Linked DNA regions of Homo sapiens: region 1 is linked to region 2. A link is a contact called in ENCODE Hi-C or POLR2A ChIA-PET data. All regions are on one chromosome and are shown on one strand. Each heading gives the region's core, a stretch centred on a gene start or an enhancer-like site at or near the end of the contact. The rest is flanking DNA. Distances are from core to core; before and after follow the strand shown. Region 1 overlaps MAPK8 (mitogen-activated protein kinase 8). Region 2 overlaps MAPK8 (mitogen-activated protein kinase 8).

What was found. A loop is a pair of places that touch in the nucleus more often than their neighbours do. ChIA-PET counts read pairs that join two places held with the same protein, here RNA polymerase II (POLR2A). Pooled maps may share reads with other maps.
Region 1: a map of PC-3 shows a loop between it and region 2 (5-fold over the local background). The contact joins two enhancer-like sites. A Hi-C loop is called at or near these places in 12 of 168 maps with a recorded cell type or tissue (A673, Caco-2, Calu3 and 8 more), 4 of 37 single-sample maps with no recorded cell type and 12 of 50 pooled maps. POLR2A ChIA-PET finds 5 or more read pairs at or near these places in 2 of 52 experiments (AG04450 and MCF 10A).

The regions. Positions count from the first base shown.
Region 1 is chr10:48,438,023-48,441,302 of GRCh38, reverse strand. It overlaps MAPK8 (mitogen-activated protein kinase 8), which reads right to left. Exons shown (of 12, transcript NM_001323329.2): 12 at 1,943-3,280. It also overlaps a transcript of ARHGAP22 not described here. Among named protein-coding and RNA genes, the nearest start is that of ARHGAP22-IT1, 72 kb to the left of the region's middle. RefSeq lists an enhancer at 1,323-1,617 and a silencer at 1,323-1,617. Within about 2 kb of position 1,467, at least 4 of the 41 ENCODE cell types and tissues checked have a DNase peak (open chromatin) inside an H3K27ac peak, as active enhancers do.
Region 2 is chr10:48,363,767-48,366,906 of GRCh38, reverse strand. The region is part of intron 1 of MAPK8 (mitogen-activated protein kinase 8); the gene reads right to left. Among named protein-coding and RNA genes, the nearest start is that of MAPK8, 59 kb to the right of the region's middle. Within about 2 kb of position 1,691, at least 4 of the 41 ENCODE cell types and tissues checked have a DNase peak (open chromatin) inside an H3K27ac peak, as active enhancers do.

The sequences.
Region 1 (3,280 bases), core at 218-2,717, 75 kb before region 2:
ACTTGCACTTCTCTAGGTTAACTCTAAAGTGGTATATCCAACAGGAATCTTTCCACTATCTTCCTCTGTCCACAAAATGATACTAACAAAAATAGTGCAAGGGCCATACAAGCAAACAACACAGACCTCACAAGAAAAGAAACTACAATTAGAGAGGTCTACAGGCAGGTGAGGGAGCAAACCAATTGTTCCCTTCCTCCCACTCCTGGAGCGGTAAGTTGGAGTTGATACCATACCTGACATACATTCTGTCATGGACATTTCAAACTGAGATGTACAAATTGCAAAACACCCTGCATGTATTTTCCTTGCACCATCTCTTGTGTGCTGCCCAATCGCTAGGCTCAGCCTTCCCCCAGGTCCAAACGCTAAGCTTGGCGACTTCACCTATGTCATGGCAATACATCTAAATGAGTCCCTTTCTTCCCTTCTCTCAACTGGCTATCTTTGGCCATCAGTCACCAATGTCCACACCTCCAGCCTAACTGCACTTGCTTCTCTTGGCAGTGACCATCCTAAAACAAGGGTCAGGTCATAATACTTTTTTTCCGCCTCAGAAACTACCATGGGTTCCTATCACCTACAAAATAAAGGCAATTCTTGATATTTTCAGGTCTGATCCTCAGCTTGTTTCAATTCCAAACTCCAGCGTGTCAGTCTTCTCTCCCATTTCTCCCTGTACCTACACCCATGCCAGGCCGTTCCTCACTGCTTGCCCATGCACTCACTTAAATCTGCTTGCCTTTCCTTCAGCCTGGAATACTCTTCTCCAAACCTTCTTTATGCCAAGGGTCAAAACACAGTTTCTTTGTGAAACTCCTCTCATTTCCTCTAATCAATCCCTGTGGCCAGGTCCTTGTTCCTCCATATACACCATTTCAAGACTCTTGTCATCCGTTTTCTATTTCCTACTCCCAGCTTCTGGCACACTTCTATGTCACTTATATGCTTCCATTAATGGATGAAATTAAGTAAAGTACATGTTAGACAGAAACCTAAAATTTACAAAGCATATTTGAAGTATCTTTTGGTTTCAAATGAAGTCCAAAGAAATACTGGTATATAACCATTAACAGCTAAAAAAATTTTTCTTAAACCACAAAATCACTACAAATCAATCTTCACTTAGATCAAGTTAATAGACCTTTTCAGGAACAATACTGAAAAAGAAAAAAAAAAAGTACCTAAATTAACGAGGATGAATTATTCCACTTTACAACTGGTGAAAATGAAAAAAAGTAAAAACAAGTTTATTCCCAACATTCTGACACTTGCTTCTGCTACCGTTTCTCCTGGGAGGCCTCTCTATGACGGTGATGAAACAGCTCAGCTGCCACGCAGCTGATCCAGCAGCAGCGGGCAGCTAAAAGATCAGCCCCTTCCTCTCCGCTCCTCAGAGGAGGGCAGTGTGAGTTCAGGTGAGGGCAGACAGCACGGTACAAAGGTCATTTGGAGCAGGAACTGTGCAAGACGGAGTGGCGTCATTACAGTGGCTGGGAAGGTACTGCAGGGACCCTGTATTCCCACACAGCAGCAGACCCAACGTAGGCAAAGAGGAAATAAGCATGGCAAAAGTTGGAAACAGTCAAAGCTAAAACCTCTTGCTTGTTTTGAAACAGACCCCAATTTTAAGTACTTATTTTTGCCAAGTGGTCACGATGGCTGTTCTCTCATATGTCTACCAAGAACTAGGTTAAGGGCATTGAAGCAAAGTTCCTTTTTTAGATAAAGTTTATCCAGCAATTTCAAACACCAGAAATCCAAGACCAGATCAACCAGATAATCAGCGTGATCATTTAGGCTCTTTACAATCTGTACAAAATCCAAATCTAAGAAACCGGCCCTAGCAAGACCCCTTTTATCCCAATCCACGGACAATCCTAAAATTGCCAAGAAAAACTTTACCACAAACAGATTTTGTTTTCAATGAAAAAACTCTTAATTTCATAATTTTCATACCACTTTTTTCTTTTTTATTTAAAATATTATAACCAATTGACATACTAGATAACATTGTTTACATTCCAGTGGTGCATGTTTAATGACTAGGGCATGAATGATGAAAAACCACAATAATGATCTCAGCATTCCCTAAAAAGTGCCCCATTTTGTTTTGTCTAGAGGAAAGGAGAGGGAACGGAACACAGGGAAGGAGAGGAATGGAGGAGGAATGACATCGCAGAGGGAGAAAAGCAAATGTCAGCTATCATACTCAGGTTTCCAGGTGTGACACCCTGCTGACCAGGATAAACTGTAATGAGAAAATAGATGTCACAGTCCAGGGAGACACGTAATTCAGTCTAACTTCATTATTCAGCTAAAAGATTAACAGCTTCTCAAAAATATACCAAATATTGGGCCTACAAAAGTAATTTATTTCTTCGTAAAATTTTTACTAAGATTTACTCCTTTTGTAAAATGTAAATGGACCGATATCACGAGCAGGTTTCTACTTACAAAAACAGTAATAATGTCAACGAGCACAATTTTGCAAGACATACAGTCAAAGATTTTACACGTGTCTCTTACTGATGTAAGGTATATACTTTACATACTTACTGGTATTGTGTCAACATTGGCTAGAAAGTATTTAACACACATTTATAATTCACTCAGTAAAGATCTAACAGGGCAACAGCTTACTTGGGAAAGCATAGAAAATTAGTGTGAGGTAGTTCAATAAAAACCTAGTTTAATTTGTAAGTCATTATGAGAATAGAACATTGTGCAAAATTAATCCACAGGTAATATTTCTCAAAAGTTTCAGTAACGAAGAGAATCTAAACTAGAAATGGCCAGAAAGTGTTACTGTTACTAGACTCTCCTTAAGAGCACTTAACGAAGAGCAGTCAGTTTGAAATTAGGACTTCTGTTTTCCTTACGAGTTTTCTAATCGTACCCCAAACTATACATTTCTGCTTCAATGCCCTTTACCTCTTCATCTTTCTTGCTATTAAGGAAAAATTAGTTTCCTTTGATTCCGTAAAAACCTAAGAGAGATCAGTAGAAACACAATGCACACAAAAATGCAACAGGATACGGAGAGGCAACATTTAAGAGGGCTGCTAATGACAGAATGGTGTTTGGTTTACCTACTGGTAAGAGAAGTTTACTGGTGTCATGGGGCTTCATGCATCCACTCTATAGCTAATGTGTAACTAATGAACAACACTCACAAACTACAACAGTATTTCTGAAAATATTCTATGTTCTAACCTCAAAATGTTGTGCAGGCGAATGCCTAGGCAACACTGAATAGTTAAGTCTTCATATGTTTAGC
Region 2 (3,140 bases), core at 442-2,941:
GGATTCTAGAAAGCAATTTTTTTTTTTTAAAAGCCAGCTACTAAACTGCACTAATAAAGCTTTCCAAATATTTGAGCTCCTTCAGACTAGTCAGTTGTTAACAGGGTAAAAAAAGAAAAAAAATTTTTCAACCCTATATGGCAGTGTTTTCCAAACTAATGAGCTCCAACACACCGATGGGCCATGAAATGAATTTGGTGGATTTGAATTTTTTTTAGTGAAATAGAAGAGAATAAAGAATATTAGGATGTAACTCATGTGGTAAGGATAAATATTTGCAAAACTTATTTTTATACTGTTCAATCAGATTTGGCCCAAAGCTGCCTCCATACACTATTAACTGTACTCTAGCTTGATGTGTAAACAAGTTATAACCTAACTTAGGAGTATACCCTTATAACCACACATCTGAGTCTCAGCCAATCCCAGGTTAAAAGCTGCTAGATTATGCCCAAATAAGGCAAACACCAACCTGCACCAATCAGGTAATTTCTGTATGACATTTCCTATTTTTCCCTGTTATTAGAACAGCTCACCAGTTGTAAGTGGTAGTATTCTGAACCATCTTAGAGTGCTGTCTGCTTCTAGAACCTTTTTCCTGCTCAAATAAACTTTGTTAAGTTTAAAGGTTCTTAGGGGTTTTTTTTGTTTAGTTTAGTTTTTAACAATACACAGATAAAGGCATACTGCATCACCAAAGTTATTTTTTTTCCCATAGGAAAAAAATACTCATAAAAAAAATCTACCTCCTTTCCAACAAAAAGTTATAGCAGGTTAAGTATTTAAATATACCTAGGGTTCTTTTCTTATTACATAAGAGCATTTAAAGTGACTTCAAATTAAGAAAAAAAAAACTGAATTCTAAAAGAATTTTCTCATTTGTCTTTGATTTACTGTGGACTTTACTGATCAAGTACATTCCGCAAACTATGGCATGTAACATGCTACCCAGTAAATTACTATATATTCTGACTTCTCATTACTGAATCAGGAAATGACTAAATAATTTAATATGCAATTAAGGTTTAGATGAAGTTGATTCATCAAGAGATAATTGTAATCCAACTGTCATGCCATGACTGTAACACATGAGACATGCTCATTCTTTGACAACCTAAAGTTTGTCTTCCTTATACTCATATCTAAAATATCATTTAGGTACACAGCTAATAATAATAAAATGGCTAGGATTCAATATGCTTTAAAAAATACTTTTGTCAAAGATTCTTTATAGACAAATGAATAATTTTACATTTCTCTCAAAAGATGGGATAATAATCTCTTTAGTTTATCGTTATTTTGGTTACCAAGAGTTAGCAAAGGTTTAGAATTTCCACACAAGGCAACATTGTGTAAATGCGGTAATAGTACTGACGGCAATATCTGATAATACATAAAAAAAGAACAAAAATAGCAATAAATCTAGTCAATGCATACGAAAATTTCTAAGGTGATATGGAGGATACAAATTTACAGTCATGGGAGGATATTTATCTTAGATATCTTTGGGTTCAGTTCGCATTACTGGTTATTTTTGTTTTAATAGTTGTGAAAGTACAATTTCAACTTTGCAGTGAAAAAGGACAAAGACAACAGAGCCAGAAAAATGATACCACAGCCACACAGAAATTAAGTACATCCTTTAAACAAACCCCTTTTGTATTGTTTGCTTTACTTCACTCCTGCTTCCTTAAGAACACTGGCAAACAGCCATATTTCCTGTTTTACACGGCTTAGCTGCAAGGACTCTTAAACAATAAAGAGAAATCAAGGGGATTTTATAAAGACAAATTGTTGTTACAATATTTGTAATGTAATCTAGTTATAATATTGTAAATAATGTGTATTTACATCAATAACTTGCCATTCTCCTTTAAATCGTACACTATATTTTCAAACTGATGAAATAATTCAGTTATTATTCCTGAAAAATAAGATTATTAGGTGCAAACACTTTCTCTGGAAAAATCAATTTTATAGTGTTTGCTGTCATTCTAAAGGTATCTGTAAAAGAGATACCAGTATGACTGATTGCTCTAGCTTGGCAAGAATATTTGTTTATAATCTCAAAGATCAACTGTGAGAGGCAATCAATCCTTTGTTTGGAGTTTTCTGTCTTTAGGATATGAAAGTATCCAACTAGTTGATATTACAAATGTTTCTGCCATTTCAGAAAATAATTATTTTCTCTTGGGCAAAAAAATAAAAAACAACCCTTGATATCACAAAGAGTTTGCCTCTCTAACTTACTGTTTCTTTGATCCTAGGCAACTTCTGATTCCTTAGTTTCTTCATCTGTAAATAGAGATATTTGTACTTGTCTTCCAAATTATTGAGAGCATCAAATTAAGTAAGAAACTGGCACATGATAAGCATTCAACAAATCTTAATTCCTTTTCCTTTTTACTTAACTCAAAACAGAAAGCCATAAGCATAAAATATTTCTAAAGAATTCAGTTTTTTTTTTTAAATTTTTTCAGGCAATATCAACAGGGTCAATGTCAAAAACAAAATTCTCCTCAGGGTTGGTTACAAACATAAGCTCTAATGAGCCATTTCATTATACTCATTATTTGGCTTCAAAAACTCAAGATACCAATGTGTGCTTTCAGGGAAAATAAAAATAAAAAATAATAAAAAAGGAAACTTAAGGAAACGAATTAACGCAGTGAGCTCCCTGCTGATGAAAATATCCTCTTTAGTCATCCTGGTATTTCCCTCCACTGCCCCATACAATTCCAAGCACAAAAACACTAAATAAATATTACTACAGAACTGAAGCAAATAGCCCCGTGTGCCTCAAAAACTCCTGAGGTACCACCATGTGCTGGAAAATGACTCCAAATGACTATGAATCAGGAAGAAATGGATGAATTATTAACTGCATGCCTAGTTTGAAGAAATCTAAATAGATTATTGGCAATTGAATTAAAGTCTAAAATAACTTAAAAGCAAAAAACAAAATCTTCTAAGCACTGTAATGCACTTTTTACTACTGATATGAAGAACACTTCACCAGCTTTTCAGAAGTCTGTAAATAATCAGAAAATGCGAGGAAATCTGCCATCACATATATGTAAAGCTAGGTTCAGGTAAGGGCTCATCCAGTTTTTAAAAAGCAAACAGTACTCAAAGTAGAA